2 separate regions of the Homo sapiens genome follow, and region 1 is linked to region 2. Evidence: read pairs that join two places in POLR2A ChIA-PET (ENCODE). Cell type or tissue: Panc1. All regions are shown on one strand. Links, peaks and the distances in the headings refer to the core of each region. The heading gives the core; the rest is flanking DNA.

Evidence for each region. Peaks named below come from ENCODE experiments on the same cell type or tissue, not always from the same donor. Only the 100,000 strongest peaks of a DNase experiment are listed, where the experiment ranks them.
Region 1: POLR2A ChIA-PET joins it to region 2 with 7 read pairs; 5 of 35 experiments call an interaction of 5 or more read pairs at or near these places.

Annotation. Positions count from the first base shown.
Region 1 is chr1:55,172,371-55,183,099 of GRCh38, reverse strand. USP24 (ubiquitin specific peptidase 24) reads left to right here. Exons shown (of 68, transcript NM_015306.3): 2 at 4,968-5,133; 3 at 6,657-6,724; 4 at 10,580-10,723. Among named protein-coding and RNA genes, the nearest start is that of USP24, 38 kb to the left of the region's middle. In Panc1, for the core only: no CTCF peak of the experiment used is centred there; no DNase peak of the experiment used is centred there.
Region 2 is chr1:55,233,814-55,241,180 of GRCh38, reverse strand. It overlaps MIR4422HG (MIR4422 host gene), which reads right to left. Exons shown (of 2, transcript NR_146283.1): 2 at 7,004-7,367. Among named protein-coding and RNA genes, the nearest start is that of MIR4422, 12 kb to the right of the region's middle. RefSeq lists an enhancer at 378-877. In Panc1, for the core only: no CTCF peak of the experiment used is centred there; a DNase peak (open chromatin) is centred at 5,237.

The DNA.
Region 1 (10,729 bases), core at 1-4,000, 55 kb after region 2:
CGTATTTGTCTAGTGTACTTGTCTTTGGTGACTCTGGCATTTTTTAGGAATAGAGGCTAGACCATTTTTAGACTGTTTTTTGGCCAGGCACGGTGGCTCACACCTGTAATCCCAGCACTTTGGGAGGCCCAGGCGGGCAGATCACTTGCGGTCAGGAGTTCAAGACCAGCCTGACCAACATGGCGAAACCCTGTCTCTCTCTACTAAAAATACAAAAATGAGCTGGACATGGTGGTATGCGCTTGTAGTCCCAGCTACTCGGGAGGGTGAGGCATGAGAATTGCTTGAACCCAGGAGATGGAGGCTGCAGTGAGCCAAGATGGTGCCACTGCACTCCAGCCTGGGTGACAAAGTGAGGCTCTGTCTCAAAAAAAATAAAAGACTGTTTTTCATTTCGGGTTTTCTCATTATTAGATTCAGGTTATACATTTTTGGTGGGAATATCAAAGAAGTGAGAATTGTGCTGTTTACAGTGCACCATATCAGGAGGCACATAATAAGATCTCCCCCCTTGCTCCCCCTTAGATTTAATATCTGCTAGGTACATTTGACGATTTCATATGTTGTTTGATTTATTAATTTCTGTAGAAATTAATGATGGATATCCCATGGTAATGAACTACACCCACCTCAGAATCAGCCTCAACAGGCTGCCATAACAAAATACCACAGACTGGGTGGCTTAAACTACAGAAACTTATTTTCTTACAGTTGGGGCTAGAAGTCCAAGATCAAGAAGTCATTAGAGGCCGGGCGCAATGGCTCACGCCTGCAATCCCAGCACTTTGGGAGGCCAAGGTGGGCATATCACGATGAGGTCAAGAGATCGAGACCATCCTGGCCAACATGGTGAAACCCCGTCTCTACTAAAAATACAAAAATTAGCCGGGCGTGGTGGCACATGCCTATAGTCCCAGCTACTTGGGAGGCTGAGGCAGGAGAATCGCTTGAACCCGGGAAGCGGAAGTTGCTGTGAGCTGAGATTGTGCCACTACACTCCAGCCTGGCAGCAGAGCGAGACTCCGTCTCAAAAAAAATAAAAATAAAAAAGAAGTCATTAGAGTTGGTTTCTGGTGAGGATTCTCTTCTGGGCTGCCTTCTTGCTGTGTCCTCACCTGGCCTTTCCTCTGTGCACTGACAAACAGGGAGATCTCTGATGTCCCTTCCCCTTCTCATTAAGACACAAGTTTTATTGGATTAGGGCCCTACCCTTATGACCTCATTTAACCTTGTTTATCTCCTTAAAGGCACTATCTCCAAATATAGTCACATTGAGAGTTAGGGCTTCAATTGATGACTTGGATTTGGGGGAGTAGACACAATTCAGTCCTTAACACTGATGATGCTAGGGGACTTTTGTTTCTTTCACCAAAGAGGCTCTAGTTTTTACATCTACTGAGTACATTTGATGATTTTATGTATGATTTGATATATTAACTCTATAGAAATTAATGATAGATACTCCATAGTAATGACGTATACCCACTTAGGAATCAGCCAAGTGAAATTTTTTGTTTTTATATGACTTAATTCCACTTTAATCCTAAGGTAATAAATTTAAGCATTTCACATGTGTGCAGATTTAAAACTATGCTAAATTTTTTACTATTTGAGTCCTATCAGGTTCCTTTAAGTGAAATTGGCTTACTTATAGTACTTATGAATTAAATGTATTTCTGAAAAGTGTTACGCTTTAAAAACTGAATTTTTCCCATGCATTGTGATTCTAAGCGTACTTAGTTCATCACCCCCTCCTTCTACCCTTGTCCAATTTACATTGTCTTCTATGCTTAATTACCTTCCTGTTTTTTGTTTTATTTAGTTACAGACTTTGTTGGGGTGGGGGGAGAAATGTGTTGGATTTCTTTAGATATCATTGATATGGCATTGAAGTTAGTTTTCTTCTGTGTTTTATGATTTCTGCTTTATATTTATGATCTTTTTCTTCATTGAGGTTAAACATGATTTTTAAATGGGATTATTTTATTTTGTAATGATTAAATTATATAGTAAATTGTGAGGATATGTAGGTTTCCAAAAAAAAAAAATACAAACTAGTGTGCGTATTAGGCAATTTGGGGTCCTGTTTGCTTTGTTACAAATTAGCATGGTGAGAACTGAAGGAAAGTCTGGCAGTTACCCTATTAATAGTTGAAGCTTTATATGGATTATTTTTCCATTTAACAATATTTATTAAATACCTACTTTATGCTAGGTGCCAGCTTCTAGAGATACAGAGGTGGTCAAAAATAGATAAGGTCCATGCCCTTAGGCAGCTTGGTCTAGTGAGGGGCAAACAAATCACAGATAAATGTAAAATTACACCTGTGAGTAGTGCTGTGAAGGAGAGGTTGAGGATGGTAAGGGTATATGATAACTGAAGGAATTTGTCTATTTTAGAAATTCTGGAAAGGCTTCCCTGAAAGAATTAAAGATGTGTAGGAGTTAAGTAGGTTAAAGAGAACAGAAAGATGAGTTCAGGAATAGTGGCGTAAAGCAACCATTGATTGTGCCCGTAGATTCTGTGGGGATGGGATTCAGACAGCAGTTTATCTCTGCTCCATGATACTGAGAACCTCAGCTGGAAGACTAAGTCTGGGGATGACTTGATGACTGTAGGCTGGACTCATGTGAAGGCTCCTCCTCTGGCCTTCAGGGGCTGGTTGTCCAATGAGACCTTAGTGAGTCTATTGGACAAAACAACCATACGGGCCCTCTGCATTTAGCCTGGGTTCCCTCAGGACATGGTGTCCATGTTGCAGGAGGGGGTGTCCCAAGAGAGAACCAGGAGGAAGCTGTAGTGCCTTTCATGACCTAGGCTTAGACATGTCTCTTTCTGCTGTATTCTATTCACCGAGGCATGCACACACACAGTTCCACCCTGGTTCAGATCCAGGGGAAGTAAATGCCACTTTATTATGAAGAGAGACAAGGTTCTGGAAGAGTATGTGGGGCCAGAAATACTGCTGTGGCCTTTTGGGAAAATAGTCCGATACATGAAGCATTATGCCTGACAAGAAGCTAAATCCCAGAGAAATGATCTGGAGTGCAGAAAGCTAGAGAGAGACAGTTAGGGGATAGACCATTCAAGGCCTTGTAAAATATTTTAAACATGATTTAGGCTTATCTTAAGAACAGAGAAAAGCCATGAAGATTTTAAGGTTAACGTCAGATTAGTGCTTTATGAAGATCAGTATGAAGAGTAAATGTGTGTATGAGGCAGATGGAGCCCAGTTAGGGAGCTGGTGAAGTAATCTAGGCATAAACCAGGGCTAGGTGGTAGCTGTGGAGATGGACAGAAGTAGAGGAATTGGAGAGAAATGTATGAGGTCCAATCACCAGGTCCTGGGGATGGGGATGGGAGAACCAAGTGTTAAGAATGGAATTGGAGAGAAATGTATGAGGTCCAATCACCAGGTCCTGGGAATGGGGATGGGAGAACAAAATGTTAAGAATGATCCCCTGGCTTCTGGCTATGCTACTAGATGAATCTGGTGCCATTCACTGGGATGAAGAACACAAGAAGGGGACCAGGATTTACGGGGGAAGGATCATGAATTTGGTTTGGGGCAAACATTGAATTAGAGAAGATGTCAAATAGGCAGTTGCATTTGTGGGTCTGAAGCTCAGAGGAGAAGTCTAAGCTGGAGATAGAAATGTATGAGTCATCTACAGATAGGAGGTAATTGACATCTGGAGTGTGGATATGGTCAACCAGAGAAATCGACAGGAACAAAAAGAGAAGGCGGCTTAGCACTGGGGTTTGAGGAACTGAAGTATTTGATGACTAGGAAGATGAAGATGTACCAGAAGAGGAGACAGACTAGAACAGCCAGACCCATGGGAGGAGAACAGAGAGTGTGCTGTTCTAGGAGGCAGGGAAAAGAAGCCAGCATTTCAAGAGGAGGGAGTGGGCAGAAGGTCCGATACTCCTGAGAGGTAAGGTTAGGACTGAGACTTAATTGGATTTAGTGAAATAAAGTTCAGTGATGACCTTAACAGTAGCCATTTTGGAGAATAGGGACTCTGGAATCCAGATTGGGGTGTTGTCAGGAATGAGTCAGTGGTGTGGAGATGAAGATGGCAAATATAGATACCTCTTTGAAGAATTTATCCCCTCAGTGAGAAAAGAAATGTGAAGACAGGAGGGTTGTTGATGAAGGCAAGCATTTGATATTTTATCATGAGAAATGGGCAGTTTTTTGTTGTTGTTGTTGTTTGTTTTGTTTTGTTTTGTAGAGAGACAGGCTCTCACTCTGTTGCTCAGGCTGGTCTTGAACTCCTGAGCTCAAGTGATCCTCCCACCTCAGCCTCCCAAAGTGCTAGGGTTACAGGCATGAGCCACCATGTCCGGCCTAGACAGTTCTTTTTATTTATTTATTTATTTATTTATTTATTTATTTATTTATTTATTTATTTATTTTGAGACGGAGTCTCACTCTGTTGCCCAGGCTGGAGTACAGTGGTGCAATCTCAGCTCTCTGCTCACTGCAAGCTCCGCCTCCCGGGTTCACGCCATTCTCCTGCCTCAGCCTCCCGAGTAGCTGGGACTACAGGCGCCCGCCACTACACCTGGCTAATTTTTTTGTATTTTTAATAGAGACGGGGTTTCACCGTGTTAGCCACGATGGTCTCGATCTCCTGACCTCGTGATCCACCCGTCTCGGCCTCCCAAAGTGCTGGGATTACAGGTGTGAGCCACTGCGCCCGGCCTGGACAGTTCATTTTTAACGAAAGAGATGAGGTCACCTTCTAAGCGAGCGAGTAGAGATGCCAAAATGATAAAAGTTGAGAATATTTGAGATATTCTTGGTGAAAGATGTGATTATAGGAAAGAAAGGTAGAATCCATGCTATTGGTATTAATAGCTACCATTGATTCAGTATCTGCTCTGTGTTACATAGGAAATTTTTAGAGTAATCACTAATTAGTTTTATTTGCTTTTTATCTTAATCCCTTTTCGTCAGAAGAATGATGAGAATGGAAACTGCTCAGGGGAAGGAATTGAATTCCCTACAACAAATTTATATGAACTGGAAAGCCGTGTTTTGACTGATCATTGGTCCATCCCTTACAAGCGAGAAGAATCACTAGGCAAATGCCTGTTGGCATCTACCTACCTAGCAAGACTTGGTAAGTTTTCAGACCTTAGAACACATGAGGACATTTGTTTCATAGAAGGCCTGAGTTTAATCTTAGCCTTTGTTGTTGCCTAGCTGTGTGTTATTGGACAGATCATTTATTCTCTTAGTCTTCACTTATCTCCTGCAGAAGAAAAGCTTTGAACCAAATTAATTGTTTTCTTCTACCTTTGATAGAGTATAAGATTATTTAAAATATAATTGAAAAGCTTAATGGAAATTGAAATTAACTTTTTCCACAGAAGCTTGGAGTACTTTAAATTAAGGCTCATCAATTCAACAGCTTTTTTTTTAAGAGAAGAAAGTTATATTTATTTAACAAACTTGTGCTTATTAAGTACCTGACATTGTTTTAAGCTTTATAAATATCAAGCTATTAAAATAATAAAATATCAATAGGTTGGAAGAGTGGGTGTCAGTATGAACACCTGTACTAAAAAAAGAGAAAATAACTTATTTTTTCATATTGAATTCAGTTATGAAATGAATATGGCCAGAATATGGTGTATTTCTGACTGGCTTCTCAGCAGTAGCATTTATTGAGCACCTGTTAGGATCTAGGTACTATGCTAGGCAGTGGGTCTGAAAAAAAGAGAGTGTGTTTAGCAGTATTCCCAATGATAAGCAAAACCTATTATTGAGTTTAATAAAGAAATGTACTTTTTCCAAAAGATGATTTTACAGGGAACTTATTCATTAACTTAGCAAGTATTTATCACTTACTATGTGAATTGTGCCAGACACAAATCTGTGTAATGGAGTTCATTGGTTTGTTTTAGGGAAGAAGAGTAATTTAGGCATTTATTGCAAATATTTGTGTGGTTTTTTGGTTTTTGTTTTTGTTTTTGTTGTTTTTTTTTTTTTGGTTTTTGATTTTTGAGACAGGGTTGCTTAGGCTGCAGTGCAATGGCGTAGTCATGTCTCACTGCAGCCTCAACCTCCCAGGCTTAAGTGATCCTCCTACCTCAGCCTCCCAAGTAGCCGGGACAACAGGCAAGCACCACCACACCCAGCTTTTTATTTTTTGTAGGGACGGGGTTTCACTGTGTCGCCCAGGCTGGTCTCAAACTCTTGGGCTCAAGTGATCCTCTTGCCTCGGCCTCCCAAAGTTCTGGGATTAGAAAATATTTGTGTTTCTATAGAACTTTTTAGGGAAATAATAATGGCTAGTAAGTAGCTGCTGTTGGTGTTTTATTAGCTATTTAATCAGATCATTGAAGTTACTCTGACATGGAAATGTAAGTTCAATCATTTCAGTTCAATTGGTATTTATTTAATCTAATGCTATGGTTATTTCTCAGCCTTTCCTTCATCAAAGGTATATATTCTACTTTTAATAATTTCGTAAGAACTAAGGTTCCTATGACATAGTTCCATATGTATGGATTTAGAATGATGTATATGATTTTTACGAACTACCAAAGACCTAAATAACGTGTATTATTTCATTCATTTTACTAAGGTCTTTCTGAGTCTGACTTAAATAAAGTATATTATTTCATGCATTTTACTAAGGTCTTTCCGAGTCTGATGAGAATTGTAGAAGGTTTATGGACAGGTGTATGCCTGAAGCATTTAAAAAGGTAAGAAAAATGTGCTGCTGTGATATTTTGTGTGTGTCGGGGTGGGGGCAGGGTGAAGGAAGAGAAGCTTTTTGTTTTAATTTTAGTTTTTTATGTATAAGACCAGTTTATGAATCTTGTTTAACTGAGGAATCCTCTAATATGAAAAACGGAACTCTGAATTTGGGGCTTATAAATGATTTACTTCTTTTATATTGTCTGTATGTGTCTTTGGTTAAATATAACTTTTATTAATAATAAATACTTCCTACTATTTAATTGCTAAAGAATAGATTAAGACTTAATTATACTAGACTTAATAGATTAAGACTTAATTATACTAGGATATTGCACATATTAGTAAACAAAGGCTTGTGGCACTTAGAAAGACAGTATACACTTATCAAAATATGAGCCATTTTAAGTGTGTGAGACAGGAGAAGACATTTTAAACTACTAAAAGATTGACTAGGTATTCTCACTGACATGCATAAGGCACCATCTCTATTAGAGCCAGAGTGATATGCCTACTTCCATTTGGGTCACATCTCTTAGAAAGCAGTGTTTCTTAACAATGGGAATGGGAGATCACAAGAATTGTGTTTCTAAAAACAGACTGAATCAGCCTCCCTTTTTAGCAGATGAGCCTTGAATCCTCATTAGAGCAAGGACTGTGTCTGTTAACATACTGCCCTTTCCCCCAGCATATAACTAAGTGCCTAGCTCATAGAAAGAGCTCAGAAAAGTTGCAATGAATGATTCTTTTGCTGGCTTAACTGCTGGATTTTGACACCCATTTTTGTCCAATATGTAAATAAGTCACTAGAACTACAGATGGGTAATGTTTGCGTTTATCTTAAGACCCAGTTAAGGCCGGGTGCAATTGCTCACGCCTGTAATCCCAGCACCTTGGGAGGCCAAGGCAGGCAGATCACAAGGTTAGGAGTTCAAGACCAGCCTGGCCAACATAGTGAAACCCTATCTCTACTAAAAATGCAAAAAATTAGCTGGGCCTGGTGGTGGGCACCTATAATCCCAGCTACGCAGGAGGCTGAGGCAGGAGAATCTGTTGAACCCGGGAGGTGGAGGTTGCAGTGAGCCAAGATCACACCATTGCACTCCAGCCCGCGTGACAGTGCGAGGCTCCGTCTCAAAAAAAAAAAAAAAAAAAAAAAAAGAGACCCAGTAAAACAAAGAGTTCATTTGCAAATAGTTATTCCCAGTTGCATTTTGGTAGGCAGAATCTCCCTTGATTCAAGCCTTAAAAAATATATATATAATTAATTTTAGAAGCAAAAGTAGCTTCATTTTTTAAAAAATGGAGAAATCTTTTCAAATTGTCATTTGGGCAAAGATTATATGAAATGAAGATTTATCTTCATTTTAGATTAGCTCATCCATCAGTTTGTAGTTTAAAATAATTTTAAGCTTTTAAGAATTACAGCAGCTTTTAAAAAATCCAAAATTGGCTAGGCCCAGTGCTTCGCACTATAATCCCAGCACTTTGTGAGGCCAAAAGCGGGAGGACATCTTGAGGCCAGGAGTTTCAGACCAGCCTGGGCAACATGTGAGACCCCTGTCTCTACAAAATTTAAAAAAAGTAAAATAAAAATAGCAAAATTGTTATATTGTAACATACTGTGACACACATCACAGTGGATGCATAAACTTAAAAGGAAAAGTGTATTCAGAGTTGTGGAAAAGGACTTATTCAAGGTTGAGGATCTCCAGATCCAGAAATCCGTGTATCCAGTCCATTCACCAGCAAGTTGCATATTTGGAATATAATACTCTAACTCTGTACAGAGATACTTCAGAAAACTGTTTTGTCTCATGCCTTCAGCTGTTAGGAGCAGTATAATAAATGGTCACATGGTTGGTCATTTTTCTGTAAAACTGTGAGTACAAAGGTACCATGCCTTATATTATTCAGTTTTGTTAAAGTAAAAATATTAAATTCTTTTGCACTTTAGAGCTATTAAAAAGGTTCTCCTCCCCGTCAATTAGGCATACTTTCTTTTATTAAATCAGAAGAGCTAGAGTTCTGTGTGCCTTTAGGCTTGTCTGCCAGAAAACTCAGTAGGATTTGATATAATTGGTACTACTTACCTAGCTGTGTTTCTCGGTTCGATGACCATCCCTCTCCCCAATTCCCCAGGCTTTTCTCACGAGCTGTCACACATTTTCTTTTAGAAGTAAGGGTATGAATGATATGTGATTACATAAATAAGGTGCACAAAGGAGCTTTGTTGTCATTTCCACCTTCTTCACCTTTTACCTTCAGGCTAGCCTGGATTTTTACTAGTGTATTCAGGCAGAGAAGATAATTCAGGTTTGACCATAGTGCATGGTTATGTTTAAACCTTGTGTGCATCTTCTTCACAAGGTACTGCCTGCCTTTCCCTATCTCTTCTAGAATGTAGGCAGAATTGCATTTTCAAAGTGAAAAATGAGCAAATGGAATGGTGCCAGAGGGATTGCTGCTTAATCCACATACATTTTTATTTTGTAGTCACTTGAAGCTTCTTAATTGGTAATCTCTGCTTTGTTTTGCTTTATTATTTAATTTTTAACTATAGGAGGAATATATAGTCAGGCAAAAAAAATTCTGCAAAAAATAGTAACTTACTGGTTTACATAAAATCAGTCTTATGACTTCTGCTAATTTGAGCAAGTAGTGCGGCTAATTAGTATTTAGAAAATCTGGAACCGAGGTTTTTCTCTGCAGCTATTACAGTTTGGGCTCTTCCAGCCTGCTCTTTTTAAAGAGGTTCTCAGTGAAGCCAAGATGAAATTTTTGTTGTATAGTATTTTCCCTTTGAATATTTGTTGCATAGTATTTTCCCTTTGAAAAATCTTACAAAAACATGAAACCACCATACCAATTTAAGTGAAATCCTTTGATTTTTCATTTCTTGTTCTGGCACTTGTTCTACACTTCCCCAAAGACCAGAAGACTGAGAATTAAGGGCATTCAATTTCTCTACTTTTTAAGGAATCTAAGAAAGTATCTAATTATAAGATTTGTACCATTGTTTTATATTTGATGTTTTATGTTTAAGAAACATAGCTACAAAGTAAACAGTTTAATGTCTTAAAACTTAGAGCTAATTTAGATTTGCTTAAACAATTAAAAAAAAATATTATTTTGTACATACCAAAAAGGAAAATGTAAGCCAAATAAACTGTTAAGATATTTCTAAGATTTTTTTTCACATTCTGAGTCCTGCTGTCATCTAGTCAACAGGTAGAAAAAAATTATCCTATTTCTGAGATGTTAAAAAATATTAAAAGGATATGTATGTTAGAATCCGTGCAATACAGCATTCATTTCTTAGGTTCCAGAAATATTAATATGGACAGCCAGCCATCAAGATATATTAATAATGCCTTACCATTTATAAAATGCTTTTATATTTGTTATATCTTTTAATCCTCATAACATTTGTATGAAGTAGGTAAGAGTTATGCCTCTTTAGAGATAAGAGAACTGAGCCGTTGAGAACTCAGGTAAATTTGTTCAAGGCCACACAGCTAGAAAACAGTAATACTGGAATTGATCTCAGGTTTTTACCTTGCTCGGCACCATTTGACCTACCCTTGTAATTATGAAAAGTAGAGGACCAAATAAAATTTTTCTTTTAAACAAAGTGCTTTCATGCAAGAGAATTAAAATTCAAAAGCAAAACTCTGTATTGACTTTGAAATAAATGGGCAAGTAGATGAACTACAGCTATGGGTCTTTTAAAAGCCAATCATCTACATAAAAAAGTATTTTCATCATAATCTCTCACTTATTTGAGATGGACTTGATAAACTGTAGATTTATTTTCTTTTTTCAAGTTAGACTCTAGATTGCCCTTTATGTTTTTATAGCTCCTGACATCAAGTGCTGTTCACAAGTGGGGTACTGAAATTCATGAAGGAATTTACAACATGTTGATGCTATTAATAGAACTGGTCGCAGAGAGAATAAAACAAGATCCAATTCCCACTGGTCTCCTGGGTGTGCTTACAATGGTATAG
Region 2 (7,367 bases), core at 3,368-7,367:
CAAATACTGAAGCAGCCCAGTATCCCTGGAATAAATCCCACTTGGTCATGGTATATAATTTTTTATACATTGCTTGATTCAAGTTGCTAATATTTTGTTAAATATTTTTGCATCTAAGTTCATGAGAGATATTGGCTAATTTACATTTTTAAAAGATCACTCTGGTTTCTTGTGGAGAACAGACAGAAGAGTGAGAATGGCAGCTGAGAAACTAGGTAGAAAGCTAGTCAGAGTGGTCCAGATGTTATCCTGGATTACAGATATGTCAGTAGAGGAGATGTCATTGGAGTCAAGATATATTGTGGAGGTACAATTAATTGAACTTGGGCCGGGTGCAGTGGCTCACACCTGTAATCCCAGCATTTTGGGAGGCCGAGGCATGCAGATCACCTGAGGTCAGTAGTTCAAGACCAGCCTGGCCAAATGGTGAAACCCTGTCTCTACTAAAAATACAAAAATTAGCTGGGCATGGTGGCACAGCTACTTGGGAGGCTGAGGCAGGAGAATCGCTTGAACCTGGGAGGTGGAGGTTGCAGTGAGCCGAGATCCTGCCACTATACTCCATCCTGGGCCACAGAGCAAGACTCCATCTCAAAAAAAAAAAAAACAGAGAGAGAGAGAATTAATTGAACTTGTTTTGCTGTTGGATTAGCTGTGGCTTGGTGGGAAGGAGGACTGGTGAAGGAAAGGGAAATATTAAGGATGAGGAGTACCAGGGAGAATAGACAGATTCCATTCAATGAAATGGGAAAGGCAGGAGGGGGAAAAACTGGGCAGGGCGATGGGATGTAAAAATCAAGAGTACGGCCGGGCGCGGTGGCTCACGCCTGTAATCCCAGCACTTTGGGAGGCCGAGGCGGGCGGATCACGAGGTCAGGAGATCGAGACCATCCTGGCTAACACGGTGAAACCCCGTCTCTACTAAAAATACAAAAAATTAGCCGGGCTTTAAATCTTCTCCCTAGGACAAAATTATCTGACATTTTCATTTGTCTTCTTTATGACTTAGATTAACATTAATTTTACAGCTTTACTGATCCAAGTGTTGGCCTTGGACTAGCAGCAAGCATGGCTTTACCTTGGAGCTTGCTAGAAATGCAGACTATCAGGCCCTGCCCCAGAACTGCTCAATGAGAATTGGCTTCTTATGACCCCCAGGGGGTTAAGAAATGTTTAAGAAATGCTGTTCTAGAGCACACTGCCTCTTGTTGGCTCTGAAATAAAAGAAAAGTATCTTAATTATTGAACTTGTCATTATACCACTTCCTTAAATGAGCCATCTTCATGGTACTCAAGCTATACTCCTTTTTTCTTTTCTAAATCATTCTTTCCATTTCATTTTCTTCTTAATATTTTAAAAAAGAGACAAGTACAAGAACTAGCCAGGCTTTCATTCTTCCCTTGTCTTAGCATAAAATGTAAATGTGCATAGTCATTGTCTCATCTGTCTTGCATAGGTGCAACTCGACAGAAGAAAAAAACCATTTGTTTCCATAAATAGGTATTTAGCATCACTTGGAATATTATCAACCTGCCCTAGGAATCTTTTATCCCATTCTAGTTTTAGATTTTCTTTTATGAAAACTTAATTCTTCTCTTTTTCTAAAAATACTTCAAGTTTTCAGCCAGGCGCAGTAGCTCACGCCTATAATCCCAGCACGTTGGGAGGCCGAGGCAGGTGGTCAGAAGTTCAAGACCAGCCTGGCCAAGATGGTGAAACCCCATCTCTACTAAAAATACAAAACTTAGCCGGGTGTGGTGGCAGGTGCCTGGAATCCCAGCTATTCAGGAGGCTGACGCAGAAAATTGCTTGAACCCAGGAGGCGGAGGTTGTAGTGAGCCGAAATCGTACCACTGCACTCTAGCCTGGGCGACAGAGCAAGACTCCATCTCAAAAAAAAAAAAAGAAAACCTTTAAGTTTTCTACAAAACATTTATTCCTTAATCACTGAATCAATATAGTTCCCTTTTTGTTCACTCCTTTATTCCTTTGACATCTAGATGCAGGATAAATCTTTAAAATATGGGTTGCATTAGCAATTCTTTTTTTTTTTTTTTTTTTTTTTTTTGAGATAGGGTCTCGTTCTGTCACCCAGGCTGGAGTGCAGTGGCATGATCACAGATCACTGGAACCTTGATCTCCCAGGTTCAAGAGATCCTACCACCTCAACATCCCAAATAGCTGGGACTATAGGCATGTGTCACCATGCCCAGCTGATTTTTTATTTTTATTTTTTCATTTTTATTTTCTTAGTAGAGACAAGTTCTTGCTATGTTGCCCAGGCTGATCTCCAACTCCTGAGTTCAAGCAATCCTCCCTCCTTGGCCTCCCAAAGTGCTGGGATTACAGGCATGAGCCACCACACCTGGTAGCGATTCTTATTTGTTGTTTTTGCTTACTTTTTGTGATGTAAGAGGAAAGAAAATAAAGAATTATCATCTTATTCTTGTTTTCCCTAATATATTTGGGATATACCATAAGACAGAATGGTTGTTTTGTGAAATGATATTTGGAAGTAATCAATTTTGTTCAGATTTTCCATTGTTATTTCATGTGACTTATTTCTGCAGGTAAAGTCTTTAATTATAATTGAATAAATAACAAGAGGAAAAAAACCCTGTTAAATCTGTAAATACCCTGAAGCAAAAAGCATAGAAGAGATGTGATAGATTATCAACCCTCTTACATTTGCTCAATAAAATAAAAATATATGAAAAGACATTTATATTTATTATACCAAAATTCTGTTGGTTAGTAATCTTCACTGAAACAAATCTTGTATTATGCAACCTAAATATCTTATATTACAGTTTAAGCCTATTTTGTTTAATGCTGTCTTTGTGGATCAATGTGAATTACTGGACAACAAAAACCTTTTAGCAAATCTTGGTTGAAAAAAGAAAGGGCTTTTTTTTTCTGATATTTCTTATCTTGACTTACCTACTTCTAAAACAATTTTCCCACTTTGATTTGTGTACAATGCTTCCATAATTTTTGTTTGTTTGTTTTTGAGATGGAGTTTCACTCTTTTTGCCCAGGCTGGAGTACAATGGCATGATCTCAGCTCACTGCAACCTACACCTCCCGGGTTCAAGTGATTCTCCTGCCTCAGCCTCCCGAGTAGCTGGGATGACAGGCGTGTGCCACCACTTCTGGCTAATTTTGTATTTTTAGTAGAGACAGGGTTTCACCATGTTGGCCAGGCTGGTCTTGAACTCCTGACCTCAGGTGATCCGCCTGCCCCAGCCTCCCAAAGTGCTGGGATTACAGGCGTGAGTCCCTGCGCCTGGCCCATAATATCATTTCTGTCTTGATTTATAATTACTCCTTTAGCATTAATTTTTCATCTTTTTTGTATTTCCAAAATTTCCCTAATACATCTGAAATAAGTATCCTAAAATGCAGCCTGTGGCAAGATGCACATTATATTTAAATATATTAATAATGATAGGGATTTTATTTCTTGTTTCTTTAATTGGCATTTGTGAGAAACATGTTCTGGTTTAGTTTTGTTCAAAAAATGGTTTCCTGAATAGTCTTTTAAGCTTAATCTCGTATTGAGGATTTATTTTATTCTATCTGGAACTATATATTGAATGCCCAATAGGGAGTGAGGGAAATGAGGCTACAAAGAGTGGGGAAACAAAGTTATTATATTTTTATTTCTTATTGTAATAGCCATCAAGAAAATATTTTAGGCTGGGTGCAGCGGTTCACACCTATAATCCCAGCACCTTGGGAGGCCGAGATGGAAAGATCACTTGGGGCCAGGAGTTCAAGACCACCCTGGCCAACATGGTGAAACCCCGTCTCTACTAAAAGTACAAAAATTAGCAGGGCGTGGTAATTTTTACATCCCTGTAAGCCCATCTATTTCGGAGGCTGAGGTGAGAATCGCTCGAACCCAGACTGCACTCCAGTCTGGGAGACAGAGTAAGACTCTGTCTCAAAAAAATTTAAAAAAAAGAAAGAAAAGAAAATATTCTAGGTCGGGGCTGGTGGCAGATGCCTATGATCCCAACACTTTAGGAAGCCAAGGCAGGAGGATCACTTCAGTCCAGAAGTTTGAGACCAGTCTGGGAAGCATAGCAAGATCCCGTCTCTAATTTAAAATAATAATAAAACGAAAACATTCTAAGCTCTGTTTATTTTATGTGTAAGTAAGTTTCTAACAAGCTTAAAGTGTGTTATGTTCTAATAAACCAAACTTACTTGGCAAAAAAGAAGAAGAAGAGCACAGGCTAAATAAAACTCTGCCTCTTCCAGCCTTGCTTGCCATCCTGCATTTTTTTGCTTCCCTAGTCTCTTAGGTGCGACCTCAAAATTGTCCTTTAGATCTCTGAATGGATATCGTTCTTTTCACTCAACCTTGAGTTCCTTTCCGGGCCTTGATCTGCATTTGCTTCTCAAATTGCATCTAGCTCCTTCGAGTCCAGGTAATACCACAGTTCAGTTGAATATAACCCTGGTGACCCTAACCCAGAAGCTCCACTGGGTTTGTTCCAACTCCAACAAAAGGAATAAACTTTCCATTCCAGGCTTACATATCTTCTGTAGAATGTGTCATGTAACTAATTTATGCCTTACCCTTCCTTCGAAGTCCTACTCAAGTCCTAGCACCTCCTTAAAGCCTTTCCAATCATTCCAGTCATTGCTAAGTGTTCCTTCCTCTCATCTCTTATAGCTCCAATTGTCCATAATGTTCATTTCTTTTATTTATGTACATTCCACAAACATTAATTGAGTACCTACTATCTGCCAGACACTGAGCAGATACAAGGACGCTGCTGTGAACAATGAGATGCAGCTGCCACCCCAATGGAACTTGTGGGCTAATAGAAGACACAATATGAAACAAACATTTACGCAAGTATACACTATGTATGTGTGTGTGTATAGATATAATATATACACAAATATATAAATATAAATATTTGTGTGTATGTGTATATTTACAAATCAAGGTAAGTGCTATGAAGAGAAAGTATGAAGCATTCAGAATAGACTTCTCTCATTTATTTTTTTCTGTGAATATTCTAGTTTAATCATCAGCTCCTTGAAAACAGAGGTCATCTTTTATGTCACTTGGTTAAGCTCAGAATCTCACTCATAGTAGAGGTGCAGTGAGTTTTTATTAAGGATGATAGTGACAATGAACACTGTTGTTTGGGAATGACTCTTAAGTACCAAGAGCTGAGGAAATGACACTTCTCTCTGTATCCCTGCAAAACGAAAGCAGCCTATGAAGCGCATTCTTATTGCATTAGTTTCGAACACAAGAAACCACTTGTTTGTGTTTTATCTCTGGCAAGGATCTGAAAATCGTTTTGAAATTCCTACTTAATTATCCCAAATGTACATGCACTTCCATCCTGTCTCCAAATTACTGATTTTTAGGATTGAGCCCAGTGGTGTGCTGGTGAATGTTCAGCAACTAATTCTCTCAAATAAATAATTGACAGATTTGTGGCATTTGCTGATTTCTTTTGGTTTAAATACTCCCATGGCCAATTTGAAGCCATCAACATACTACTACTAAACTTAGAGATGGGAAGAAATGCACAGTAACACATTTTAAAAATACCATACAGATACAGTAGACATAAATATCCCCAAGAGCATAGTTAATAGTAAAATGTAGCATTTGAGTATTATTTGTGATGGTGTTTGAGTATTTATTATCTTTTTGTATGCACTTCATTTAATTATAAGTTCATATAATTCAATTTTTTTTTTTTTGAGACAGTCTTGTTCTGTCGCCCAGGCTGGAGTGCAGTGGCGCAATCTTGGCTCCCTGCAAGCTCCGCCTCCCAGGTTCACACCGTTCTCCTGCCTCAGCCTCCCAAGTAGCTGGGATTACAGGCATGTGCCACCACACCCGGCTAATTTTTGTATTCTTAGTAGAGATGGGGTTTCGCCATGTTGGCCAGGCTGGTCTCGAACTCCTGACCTCAGGTGATCCGCCGCCCTCGGCCTCCAAAAGTGCTGGGATTACAGGCGTGAGCCACTGCACCCAGCCTATAATTCAACTTTTAATAATGTCTGTTTATCAGCTGGCTCACAAAATTCCTAAAAATTTAACAATTGGCTCCCATGAAATGGCTTCCTACTGACTGTGCAGCTTAACACACCCCTATATGTTCCAGATGGGATCTGACTGTGCTCTACTGGGTCTTTTAGTTACACAAAGGGGAGAAAGCAAAGTTGACTCTTGCTAACTGACCACCAACTCCAACTCCCTCCCCAGCTTTGCAGAACAGCTAAGAATTACACTGAAAGCTTCAGTGTAGCAAATATTACAAGTTAGATGACCCAAGACCCATTCTTGACCATTTTCTCCCTTGGCTACCTCTATTTACCAATATGCCTGAAGAAAAGGCCAGGAGAATTGAACAACTATTAGCCATAGGTTTAGTGGGCTCCCAGACTAAAACCAAACCCACAGATTCCAGATTCCAACATCAGACTTGTGAGGGAAAAAGATTTTTTTTTTTTTTTTTGAGACAGAGTCTTGCTCTGTCATCTGTCATCCAGGCTGGAGTGCAGTGGTACAATCTCAGTTCACTGCACCCTCCTCCTCCCAAGTTCAAGCAATTCTCCTGCCTCAGTCTCCCTGGTAACTGGGATTATAGTCGCACATCAGCACACCGGCTAAATTCTGTATTTTTAGCAGAGACGGGGCTTCACCACGTTGGCCAGGCTGGTCTCAAACTCCTGACCTCAGGTGATCCACCCGCCTCAGCCTCCCAAAGTGCTGGGATTACAGGCGTGAGACACCAGGCCTGGCCGATCTTCTTTCTTTATGCTCTTGTGTTGAGTTTTCTGTTATTTACAGCCAAAGCTATTCCTACCCCATACACACAGGAATTTTACGTCTTGTAGCTTCTATTACCCCAAGAGCTAGAAAGGGAATAAGAGGAAAGGCAACTCATATGCCAAGCATGGTGCTGGGTGGTTTCCAAGCTTCATCCTCTTTAAGTTTCACAACAACTTTATGAGAGATGACATTTCACAAAAATGTGTCATTTATTATGGTTGGTCATAATTTCTGTTCTTAAGGACTATCCCACAGCACTGAAGTTATGTGGACTTTGAAAAATTAATTTCAGCATAAATGTACAAAGGTTTGAACACTTATCCTTCTTCAGCAAATTAAAAATACATCACACAGACATTTCCTTGGGGTAAATTAGACAAGAACTGCATACTGCCAAGCAACCAAGGTTCAGTTAACAACACACTGGAAACACCTTTCCTTTTGTCAAAGTTTGCCTGGGTTTCAAGGAGATTAAGGAAAAGGTTGTCCTCCTCGGGGCTTGGTGGCATCCACTGAGGAGGAGGAGGCAGTGGCACTTTCTTTGGTGTG